Linked DNA regions of Homo sapiens: regions 2 and 3 are each linked to region 1. Evidence: chromatin contacts called from ENCODE Hi-C or POLR2A ChIA-PET data. All regions are on one chromosome and are shown on one strand. Each heading gives the region's core, a stretch centred on a gene start or an enhancer-like site at or near the end of the contact. The rest is flanking DNA. Distances are from core to core; before and after follow the strand shown. Region 1 overlaps LOC101928923 (a long non-coding RNA gene). Region 2 has its middle 73 kb from the start of NOX3. Region 3 overlaps NOX3 (NADPH oxidase 3).

Evidence for each region. A loop is a pair of places that touch in the nucleus more often than their neighbours do. ChIA-PET counts read pairs that join two places held with the same protein, here RNA polymerase II (POLR2A). Pooled maps may share reads with other maps.
Region 2: a map of endothelial cell of umbilical vein shows a loop between it and region 1 (3-fold over the local background). The contact joins two enhancer-like sites. A Hi-C loop is called at or near these places in 1 of 168 maps with a recorded cell type or tissue (endothelial cell of umbilical vein) and 6 of 50 pooled maps. POLR2A ChIA-PET finds 5 or more read pairs at or near these places in 2 of 52 experiments (MCF 10A and activated B cell).
Region 3: a loop to region 1 is called in a pooled map, with 3 times the contacts of the local background. The contact joins two enhancer-like sites. A Hi-C loop is called at or near these places in 5 of 50 pooled maps. POLR2A ChIA-PET finds 5 or more read pairs at or near these places in 2 of 52 experiments (WTC11 and activated T-cell).

Annotation. Positions count from the first base shown.
Region 1 is chr6:156,165,211-156,169,665 of GRCh38, forward strand. LOC101928923 (a long non-coding RNA gene) reads right to left here. Exons shown (of 9, transcript XR_001744423.2): 4 at 3,126-3,284. Among named protein-coding and RNA genes, the nearest start is that of SNORD28B, 210 kb to the right of the region's middle. Within about 2 kb of position 2,726, at least 11 of the 41 ENCODE cell types and tissues checked have a DNase peak (open chromatin) inside an H3K27ac peak, as active enhancers do; they include endothelial cell of umbilical vein, where a contact is called at or near this core.
Region 2 is chr6:155,527,408-155,531,256 of GRCh38, forward strand. No RefSeq gene overlaps it. Among named protein-coding and RNA genes, the nearest start is that of NOX3, 73 kb to the left of the region's middle. Within about 2 kb of position 1,749, at least 7 of the 41 ENCODE cell types and tissues checked have a DNase peak (open chromatin) inside an H3K27ac peak, as active enhancers do; they include endothelial cell of umbilical vein, where a contact is called at or near this core.
Region 3 is chr6:155,416,764-155,420,780 of GRCh38, forward strand. The region is part of intron 10 of NOX3 (NADPH oxidase 3); the gene reads right to left. Among named protein-coding and RNA genes, the nearest start is that of NOX3, 37 kb to the right of the region's middle. RefSeq lists enhancers at 1,539-1,688, 1,789-1,848. Within about 2 kb of position 1,793, at least 9 of the 41 ENCODE cell types and tissues checked have a DNase peak (open chromatin) inside an H3K27ac peak, as active enhancers do.

The DNA.
Region 1 (4,455 bases), core at 1,476-3,975:
CTGGGCCACAGGGGTAAACCTGCACTCTCTCAGGCAAACCACGGCATACTGACAGCCTAACAGGATACATGTGCCTCTCCCTAGAAATCCACTCATTCGTAGTCACTGACTATAATCATTGACCCAGACCTTACCCACAAGAAATGGGAGGTAGAAGGGGAGACCACTTGAGTTAAATTTGTCACTCCTGCTGGAAAATGACCTCAAATCACTTGCCCATATGGCTTGGGGACAGCAGTGCTATCCTCCTGCGTTTTTTAGACTTTTCATCCAGTCAAGCAGATTTTCAACACAGAGTTTTCATGATGGCTTAAATAGGGACAGGTAAGTGTCATTGTTATAATTAAAATGCAAACATCAACAACACAGCGATGAAGCAAAGGCATCCAACAGTTTGAAAAGAAGAGAGAGACCTGAGTACAGTCACCGAGTTCTGGTTTGCTTCCAAATGCAGAAATTCAGTTGGTTTCATCATACCATTTTTGTGGGTTCAATTTTTAGTGTTTTCAGTTTTGTAAAAACTACTTTTTTATTACCATAGAAATGTTAAGTTTTCCTCTCTCTCTCTCTCATTTCAATCTCTGTTTCTCCCACCCAACACCACCCAGGAAGTTCAATTTTGAATTGTAATAGATGCACATTTGTTTCTATTAAGTTCTGAATCAAGTCATGAAAATAAGCTAAAAATAGATGAATTAAATATGGAAAATAGTCATTTAGCCACCAGGATTCACTGACCAAAAATTTCAATTCACTCTGAGCATGCCCCACAGAGGCCGAGAGCTCCAGACACCTTCTGATGTGGCTGCCTCAAAATCACAGCCTGCTGTTTTAAGTACAGCTTGAGAAACATGTGTAATATGCGTTACTTTCAAAGCACTATCCCAAATAAAGGCCTGTTTTATCTTCGTGAGAATTTTGAGAGAGGTCCTAGAGAAAACACATTTATGCCCATTTTGCAGATCAGGAAACCGACACATGGAGAGAAATCTGGTTGCCTAGAGCCACAGAGTTGATTCAAAACAAATTCAGCAGCACTAATGTGTCTAACTTCCGTCCTGGCCTATTTTTTTTTATAAAAACAGCTAACTCAATTCTGCCACCATTTCAAGATGTTAAGATCCGTCACTTTGTCACTCATACCCATCCAATCTTTGAAGGAATCTGCTGTTGATATTTAGTCTCTGGGACACAGAATGTATAACTATGAATAACACAATCATATGATTGGGTGTTTTTTTAATGTGCTCCTCAACTGGCACTCAGTCTCAACATGTAACCCATATTTGGAGCCCAAATATGAGAGTGCTTACACCTACTTTATGTACCCTGCTGAACACAAAACCTTTTCATTTCCAAGAAACAACATTTTCATAATTGCATTAGCTCAACCACATTTTCAGAAAAATAACATGGACTCAAATGTATATGTGATGAATGGATTTGCCTTATGAAAATTTCAAGTCGCTTCAAGGTTTTGGTTCTGCATTTCCCACATTCGCATTATAATGATAGCACCATAAAATTTGATATAAATTGCTAGAATCATAAGAAATATTTTCAAAACCCCTTCTTAAAGAAGAGGTGATCATATAATGAATCATGCAAATCAGCAAACAGAACATCAGGAAAAAGGTATAAGCTGGGACCACAAATATAAATGAGGATGTCCAGTTGCCACATTGGGATATAGTATCCATCCCTCTCAATAAAGTCCAAGGGAAATAGGAGGAGAGATTTGTAAAGATCCTGTTGACATCAGATGCTGTGAATGTTCTTTGCTAACCATGACTTACTAAACCCGAACATTGAACCTTTTTGGTGACAACAGTTCATGGTAAAAGAAGTTAAAAACATTTAAATAATATTTTCACTGTGTCTGTTAGTTTGAAGAAATAGTCAGGGTAGGTGGTTGGGGGAAAGAATGAGAAAAAATAAATGTCTTTCCTTTGGGCGAAAGCCAAGGACAACCTCAAAGAAGATATTCTTCAGAGATGAAAAATCAGAGGAATGACTCTAGGAACGCGACTGAAACCCTGGGTGACATGTGACATATGGGGTGAAAGGTTTTTAACACAAGAGGCATACTAAACTTTTGGGGGTGGGCTCTGAGGCTGGGCCCTTTTTTAGGGTTCTTTGTTTTTCATTTTTGTGTGTGGGCTCTCCGTGCTTTGAAGTTCCAGCCAGCAACAAAGAGAAAAACTTGCTCTGGTGTTTTTAGTTTGGCTGAGAGCTGCGATTTAGCTAAGGCTTCCCCCATATATGGACTGTAGGCTGATGCTGCAGGGTTGGCCGAGCCTGTCATAACCCTCTCAGTGTGTCTCTGAAATGGACACGGGCTTGGGATCTTGTAAGGGAACTTGTGAAGCCATCATTACTGTACAGCTACAAAATTCATGAACACAGCTAGAAAGAATAGCCTGTTGCTATTTATCCAAAGAGGTTAAAAAACATCCAGCACACTGCCTATTAAAACGTAAAAGCAGCCGTGAGTTCTTTCATTTTGACTCCAATTCCCTGGCACTGGCTTCATGATCCTGTAGGGACCTTCTCGTTAGGACTTGTTGCTTCCACTTTCAATGTTATTAGTGGCAAAGCGTTAGGCCAACAGTTATGCCCTGTTCTTTTGTTCTTGTAGGAAACATCTGTTCTTTTGTCAGAGAGCACATGCCAAAAACTATGCGATTATAAGCAGCGAGCTCTTCAGGGAGCAGTCAAGTCATCACACACCCTGGAGCACAGACCTTGAAAACTTCCTGCACTCCCGCCTGGGTCCTGGCAGCCTCCTGGAGCTAGAGAATTGCTAAGCTAGTCACAGTGAGGTCCCCAGCCTAGGCCCCCAAGCACCCAGGCTGGAGGGAGGGAGGAAGGCAAGTGGGGAGGCATGGAATGAGGCAGAGAGTGGAAGTTAATTATCGATGAAGCTACATAAAAACATCTTTACATGCTCACTTGGCTAGAGTGTGGGGGCCACCCACATGGATCTGAACCCTCCACACCAGTGCTCACACTGTATCACACACACGGCTCATGCTAACGGGAGAAGGAGCAGAGACTATGCACACTGGGAGGCATGCAGAAAATGATGAAGGAAGCTCTCAGAAGTCCCTGCGGTTCTAACTTACCAGTTCTCTCAAAGGTGCAATGCTTATGGCTCACCCTTGCTTTCAAGGATCCACAAGCAGACTTGGGAGTCACGATGCCTGGGTCTGAATCTGGCCTTCACCCATTCTAGAGCTCTGACACTAAAGCGTTACAAGTTCATTGAGCCTCAGTTTCTTTATCTGTAAAATGATAGCAATAATGGTATCTGTCATATACCTGAGCTAATGTGTAAAATATCAGCATAGCAAAATAAGTTAAATCAATAATCTAAGTTTCTATCTTGAAAGGCTAAAAAAGAACAATAAATTAAACCCCCAAAAAGCAAAAGCAAAGAACAATAAAAATTAGAGTAAAAATAAAGTAGAAAACAAAAAAATAGAGAAAAGGTTGATTCATTAAAAACATTAATAAAGTTGACAAACTCCTAGATAGACTTTAAAAAAGAAAGAGAAAACACAAATTACTAAATTCAGGAATTAAAAAGGAGATATAACTAAAATATTTTCAGACATTAGAAAGTTAAAAAGCAAATATCATAAACAACATTATGTTAACACATTTGGTAAATGAAATGAATGATCTCCTTAGAAATACGATGAAAATCATAGAAGTCTAATATTTAAGTAGCCTTATAACCGTTAAAGAAATGAAATTCACAATCAAAATCTTTGCACAAAGAAAATTTCAGGCCCAACTGGTTTAATGCTAAATTCTTTCAAATATTAAGAGATAAAAGATAACAATCTTTAAACAAAAACACTTTTAGAAAATAGAGGAGGAATGAGCATTTCTCAACTCTTTATGAGTCCAGCGTTACACCAATACCAAGAGTAACACAGACATTTCAAGAAAAAAAATTATAGATAAAAATAATTTTTTAATATATATGTAAAAATTATCAACAAAATATTAGCAAACAGAATCCAGAAATGTATAAAAATAATATTACACCATGGCCAGGAATGATTTATTTAAGGAATGCACAGTCAGTCTACCATTGGATAATAAATCAATATAATTTACCACATTAATAAAGAAGAAAATTCACATATTCGAATAGATGCAGAAGTTGCACTTTCAAATATTCAACACCCATTCATAAGTTCTTAGAAAATTAGGAATAGGAAAACTCCCTTATCACAAGGCACCTATAAAAAACCTACAGTCATAACACACTAAATGGCAAAAAAAAAAAAAAAAAAAATGTAAAAAGAATGCTTTTCCCCGAAGACTGGGCAGAGAAAAGGATGTCTGCTGTCATTACTCACCACTATTATGCAGTAATGTGCTGAAACTCTTATACAGTGCAATAAGGCAAGTAAAAGAGAAAAGGGGCACAAAGGTTGAAAG
Region 2 (3,849 bases), core at 499-2,998, 640 kb before region 1:
TCAATGGATGAATGGGCAAATAAAATGTGGTATATACACAGAATGGACTATTATTCAGCATTAAAAGGAGAAAATTTAAAAAGCACAAATACTGTATAATTCCACTCATATGAGGCATTTAAGATAGTCAAAAGCATAGAAAGAAAGTAAAATGGTGGTTGCCAAGGGTTGAGGGAAAAGGTGTTTAATGGGTAAAGTTTCAGTTTTGCAAGATGAAAAGTGCTACAGATATATTGCACAACAATGGGAATGTACTTAAGACCACAGAACTATACACTTAAATGGTTAAGATGGTAAATGTAATCGCATGTGCTTTTTACCGCGATAAAAAATATTCAAGGAAGAAAGGTTATCTACTGATTAGTACCTAATCACCATTGCCACTTGAAAATCCAAGACAAGAATTAGCAATATATTTTTATCTTAGTTGACAGTAGGATCTTGGATAATTAATATTTGTTGGTGGTTTATTTTTAGGGACAAGAAACATCATTATAGATGCTTCTCCTGTATCATCTCTCTTTCAAACAACTGATATTTGATGGTGTATCTAAATTCATTCCTTTTGGTATGATATGGCTTTCTTTTGGCATTGGTGGTATTTTAATGGGCAAAATAAGTAATAAGGCACTTGTTATTTAAAAATTAGAAGTGAGCATTCTAGTCATCCATTTCTTCAAATTTTCTAAGCTCTACCCTTCTTCCAAGTTAGGTCACCCAAATGCTATATGCCTGGAGAATATTAGTGTTTCCCTTTCTGTAGAAGTGGTTCGACAAATTCCCAATACATTAACATGTTTTTGACCTTTATCCAGGGTCAATCTAAGAAATGGCTTTATGAAGAATACCTCTCTATCATTTGTAAAATTGCTATTAAACACAATGTTAATTTATGTTTCTTATAAAACACACTTGCATTCAATCTCTCTGATTTTTTTTATTTTTTATTTTTTAGTTTGGGAATGTTTGTCTATTTTTCTTATGTGACTATATTCTTCATTTATTATAAAATGAGAATGATATCACCCATTCTGTTTTCTCTTTACCTAGCCTCTAGGAAATCCAGAGTCTATGTTTATATGAAATTTAATAATTATTTAGCCCAGATTTCTGGCATCATTACCAACATCATCACTATTAAGCATTACATCATTGCTTTGTATTTCTTTGTGAATGAACTTTAATCCTGTTACGGATTTAACTGTAATTTCTGAGCTTGTATTCCTTATCAAACAGCAGGGAAGTCTCCCAATTTGTCATTGGAAGGCTTTTCACTTCTGTGCTATTACCTATTGAAGCATTTCTCAAATGTTTAAAAACTGTCCCTAAAGGCAGAAAGAATGAATGAAAATCCTGAAGGGGTTTGGGAGTGTATCTCAAGTAGCTCAGTGCTGGCATAATATTTCTTTGTATTTTATGTTTTATCTCCTCCAAAAACACATCTGCATTTTTTAGAGATAAAAAGATAATTTTTAAATCACTTATCAGTCAACATACTTACCTTTTCCTTTTTAAATCTTTGAGTAAAATTAATACTCAAGGTAGATGTACTATTTTTATCTTGTGACTTTGAAACCCCTTTGATTCCTGACACTAAATGTAACACAAGAGAGACATTGAGAGCTGAAAGTAAACCTGCAAATAACCTTTCCCAATCCCTTCATTTCCTGTGTAATGAAACTTGGGTACAGAAAAGTTCAACCAAGATCTCCCAGAATAGATTTTGTTTCTGGTCTCCTGGGCCAAAGGACTTCCTGTTACATCACATGCCTCATTCTATGGCCTTGCAGCCTAATGAATCATACAAGAAGGCAGGATCAGATGATCTGCAGCTCCCTTTCCAGCCCTACTATTTTGTTTTTGTGCTTCTGAAAGCCATGACTACACTGAGCTCAATAATATAAGTGGAGTTAAAAATAATTAAAGACGTCAATAGCTGTCATGAAGATGCCCAATATTGTGTAAAGTAGTTTGCATCCTAAACACACGACTCACATGAGAATATTTTGAAGGATGCAGCAATGCTCCTAGAACACTCTGTACACAGAGGTGGGTGAAAGTTTGCATTTAAATTTCAACGTTCTGTTCACCTCTATTTTTATATCAGAATGTAAATGTCACAAAGACAGATATCATCAACAGGGGGATATTGTTTGTACGTATCAGTTTCTGGATATAGATTCAGGTCCCTGAGTTATTATTCTTTAGTTAGTGCTGTCCAATAGAGCTTTCTGGGGTCATGAAATGTTTAATATCTGCTCTGTACAGTATGGTGGCCACGAGCCTCATGCGGCTATTGAACACATGAAATGTGGCTAGTGCAACCAAAGATCTGAATTTTATTATTTATTTATTTATTTTTATTTACTTATTATTATTATTATTTTTTGAGGTGGAGTCTTGTCTTGCTCTGTTACCCAGGATGGAGTGCAGTGGCACGATCTCGGCTCACTGAAACCTCCGCTTCCTGGGTTCAAGTGATTCTCCTGCCTCAGCCTCCCAAGTAGCTGGGACCACAGGCGCCTGCCACCTCACCCAGCTAATTTTTGTATTTTTAATAGAGACAGGGTTTCATCATGTTGACCCGGCTGGTCTCCAACTCCTGACCTCAAGTGATCCACCCGCCTAGGCCTCCCAAAGCGCTGGGATTACAGGATGAGCCACTGCACCTGGCCTGAAGATCTGAATCTTAAAAGTTAAGTGTAATAAATGTAAATAGCACATATGGCTTCTGGTGACTGTATTGGACAGTGCAGCCTCTGGGTCTTATAAAAGAGGAGAGATATAGAATTGGAGGAATGAGGTGATCAACTTTCAAAACACAGATACGAAGAACAGGCAAGTCATTTTCTTTTACTTCAAGTCTTTCCAAAGATATCAAATTAATCATTGTTAATCATATTAAGAAATATCTCAGGAGAGGAAAAATATTTATCTTTTTCTTAAAAAAAAGACAATTTAGTGACAGTCATAAAATTAACTGCTTTAAAACGGGGGAAAAAAGTGAACACTAATGCCATCTTGTGGATTCTGGATGCTGGGACATGCTCAGGTTTTGTGAACGTGTGTTCAGTGACAAGCCATGAAGTCCAGAGAGTAGTCACATTTGCCTTTCAGTTATATATTTTGAATGTGTTTGCATGAATTATAGCCAGAGGGCTTCAAAGAATATCCACACATTAAAAATCAATCTTGAAAAAATAAATAATCTTTTATTCTTGATTGACTTGAATGGCTGATAAAGGATGGGCAACTATCTGAATTCAGTAACAATGAGTTTTTGAAAAAAAAAATCATAGTTGGCGCCTGTTTGGGTTCATTTCTATAACAATAATTTAAAACATTTTCCCAATGTCTTCCTTTACCTCTTTAAAGTATCATGGAAAATAAAAAGGAGATACAAAAAAGTGCTTAGAAATTTTCAAGATCCTTGAATCAAAACAGAACTATCTTTCTATATTTTATATATCTGAAAATGTTTTTGATTGTCATGTATAGTTATATTTGCTTCATCACATACCAACACACACACACACACACACACACACACACACACACACACTCCTGCAGTTATTCAGTTCCCTTTTCTCATCTCATATTCCTGTCATTAAATGAGTTGTACGGCCCTCTAGGACAAGAACTCTGCCTTTGGTACCATAGTGCTTGTCAAATATTAAGTGTAATTTACACTTATTAATTGATTTGTCTTCTGGATCTCCTTCTGCTAAGGCTCTCACAGATACTCTCCTGGCACAAACAAGGATATAGGAATTGTTTTTATCCTATAAAATGCTTATCTGATAAAGTTAAAAGGTAATAAAAATGATTTTACATACATGATGGCGATAA
Region 3 (4,017 bases), core at 543-3,042, 750 kb before region 1:
TTTTTGAGACGGAGTCTCGCGCTATCCTCCAGGCTGGAGTGCAGTGGTGCAATCTCAGTTCACTGCAACCTCCACCTCCCAGGTTCAAGCAATTCTTATGCCTCAGCCTCCCGAGTAGCTGGGATTACAGGCACCTGACACCACGCCCGGCTAATTTTTGTATTTTTAGTAGAGATGGGGTTTTGCCATGTTGGTCAGGCTGGTCTCCAACTCCTGGCCTCAGGTGTTCCGCCCACCTCGACCTCCCAAAATGCTGGGATTGCAGGTGTGAGCCACCACACCTGGCCTGAAACATTATTTAATAGCAGAATGATTCCATAAATTGTGGCCTATCCACACTATGGAATACTCTAAAGACACCAAACAAAATGAAATAGATCATCAGGTATTGACACTGACGGTGCCCGAAGTTATGCTTTAATGAAAAACAAAACAAATTACACTTCCTCTGCCTTCTACACACACACACCCCTATTTATGCATGAATGTGTATAGGTATATGCATATAAATGCATGGAAAAGGAATGGAATGAGACATATTCAACTGTTTAATGGTGAGTTTCTTAGGGAGCAAAGTTGGGGAGGTGTTTAGTTTGGGGAGGGAGGTGAAGGGAGATTTTAAAATGTTTGTGTATTTCATTGGACTCTTTTGCAAGAAGACTGTAGTCACGCAATCTGTGGTTAATAAACCAAGATATTAAACATATTAATACTGGTCACTTCCGCACAGAGCAATGGTGAGGGCTGATGGGGTACTGAGGCCTTTTGAGGCCCTCCGAGGAAAGACAAGAAGCATACATTTCTTTAGGAGAAGCATGAATGGCCCCTCCTAAAGAGGCCAACTGATGGCAGGAATCTTGGTGATTAGTAGAGATGATCAGTTCCAGGAGTAGTCAGAGCTCCAGTGTGAGGGAAAGTGAAAGTAAATAATTTCTCAAAGTAAACAGATTAAATTAAATGCATTTTTCATTCACTAGAAAAGAGAGCAGGCCCTCCTTTGTTTTATTAATATATTTTAGTAGAGTATGGATTTTTTGTCTTTTTTGGCCTCTTTCCCTTGTTCCCACTGGCCCGTGCTGTCTTTTTATTTGAATTATCTGTTTATTATATTAGGTTAAGAACCCAAAGGCCATTTTGCATGGGACACACTATAAATACCCATTATCATGGTTATATATTATGGAGCTGATGAAGGAAGACAATTTATGAAGAAATGAGATTATCTCAGTTCTTGTATAATCTGTTGTATCGTAGTCTGAAGACTACATATGCAGTTAAGAAAACGAACCGCATCTTGCAGTTGGCAGTTGTCTCAGTCCTGACTGCACAGCTGTGATATTAGGGAGAACTAAAATGTGTAAGCCAATCTATTTATGTCAGCAATCCTCCCCCTCCCTCCCCATTCATACACACCTATTTCATTCATCATTTTGACAGTTTGCACAAGCAAACCGTCCTAATTTTTTTTCAAGAGCTCTTTTCACAAATTGAGTGTGATGTAGAATTAATCATACCCGTTAGGCAGGAGGTGGAGGACTTTATTGCTAGAGGGCATTTTTCACCCCCAGCATTCAGCTTCCTCCATATTGCATCACAGAGAATTCTCAACCACCCTCAGCCTTCCCTCATCCCACAGGGGCACAGCGTTCTCAGCTGCCTTCAACTCAGTGAAGTTTGGCTCTTACTTCTGCGTTGAAAATATTTCTTTCATGTATTACAACTTTTTTCCATTTTCATCACAGCAAGCCATCATTATACTTCTTGTTATTTGGCCTTCTTGGGAAATCCCCTCCTGCCCATTCTTCCCCCTCCCCTTCCACTCCCCGCCCCCTCCCAGATCTTTCAAAACAAAAGTACTTAGAAACAAAGATATTTTAAGACATCAGCTTCAAATGGAAAGTACTACTTATGACGCTTCCCACTGAGGAAGTGGCAGGCGCCTTATTGGTTGTGCTCCTGCATTTTACTTAGAAGTTTTCTAGAATAATGCAACAGAGGAGAAGGGTAAAGAAGTTCTAGTTTGCAACGGTGACAATTGAGAAAACTTTGGTGCACATTTTTTCCTATAGACTTGCAACTTGAGTTTTGTGTGTAAAAATGTATGCCTTATGCCAACCAGTGTTTTTACACATGGAGGAAAAAAAAATCCCACCTAATCGCAGTTAACCATTTAAGCTTAAAATTCTGGCTCTCAACGCCTATGCGAGTTGTCCTTTCCTTCCTTATTACAAAAGAGGACAATCTGAAAACTATAGTCCAGACTTAAAATTGTGAAGACACCGTTAGATAAATATGTACTGCTTTGCTCTGTGGCACTTCAAAAATTATATAGACTCTGACAGTTTAGTGGAAGGAGTAGTCTTTATATCTCAAAAGCATGTAGGTAGCCCTGACAAATATTAGTTACATAAGCCTAATAGTAGCTATACTCAAACCAACACAAAGTTGCTTTAAAAGAGAGAAACTTCCTAAACCTGTTCTCATGCCTGCAGACGCTTAAGGAATTGGATCTGAACTGTAATTTTCAGCCCAAACTTTCAATAGCATGAAAACCTCACTTCTTCCATGAAAGAACTTTGAAGCAGAAATCAGAAACACATGCTCAGGTCCTGACTCAGTGGTGAACAAGCTGGGTGACTTTGGACAAATCATCTCCGCTCGAGGTGCAGATACTGACTTTCATGGTCCTATGCAAAGCTAGGAGATTAGGACCTTTAAGTTATTTTATGATTCCACACTTTAGCTTCCTTTCTCCCATATGACATTATTTCTGCCCTTATTTTCACCTGAGTCGTGTCCAAATAGTCCCTCACATTTTTATAAGCGATGAAAACATTGCTTTTATATTTTTTACTCTACTGTTTCTGTTTCTTGGAATAGAGATCAATGTCCCTATTTTATGGTTTTGTGGTGACTGCAGTGCTGAAAGCCTTGAGAAACGCCACAAGCAGAGCCCAGGAATGACAATGGAATGCTGAGAAAGGAGGCAAAATTAAGATTTTGTAGGCTCCTGTATGAATTTTAAAATTTTTGGGGGTTCTTATAAGATTTTTCCTCTATATTCCTAGTAAAATAATTGGAATTTAGTAAAAATCATTGAAGAATTTTTTTGGTTACATAAACAAAACCTTAATACCCTTAAATTTTAAAGAAAATTGTGTACAGAAGCCATTGTTTATTCTTTTTGGACATGTAGACATTTATTCACTCATTGATTTATTCAATATTTTTACTATATATATAGTTATCACATGTTGTATGTGTATATATATATATGTATGAAGATATCCAGAGAAGCTATGTTCAAGGAACTCACAGTCTGTTAGAGAAAATAAGATTATTTCACGAATCTTAATACAGGAAAGATATGTGACATAACAGTAGGGCAGCAAAGGAGTGGTGGAGGTTAAGAGAAGGGGGAGGTGATTGTGAGTCGGGTGTAATGACAATGAGACTTTGCATGTCTCTGAGCAGGACTTGAAATATTAGTTGGATTAGTGAGTGAATGAAAATGAGACACGCTATCCACCACCATCTTCCTGTGAAGCATGAAGTGACTTTTAGTGTCGTGGAAACCATGAAGCAGTGAGCCACCTCTCTGAGTGGGATTTACTTGGTAGGCAGCAAGAGGGAAGGAAGAACTTAGGGTGGCTGAAAAATCATCACGAACCAAAACAAAGCATTGCTGTGAGGTCCAAATATCCCAGTCACTGTTTTGCTTGCTTTGTTAAATATATTATGGCGTAGAGGAAAGAAGATGAGCTTTGGTGCCAGAAGGATCTAGATTCAAACTCTAGTTCTAGTATTATTTAGCTCTCTGTGTGTCAGGGTCCTCATCAGTATTGAGAATATTACCTATCTGAATGAGCTATTATGAGCATTTAGTAAAATGACTGTCATTTCTATTAGCTTTGTGATCAGGCCTTAGTTTTCTCATCTGTAAAATGGGAATAAAAATGATAAGTATGACGAAAAGATGGCATGAGATAGTGCATGTAAAATGCCCAGTTTCCTTCC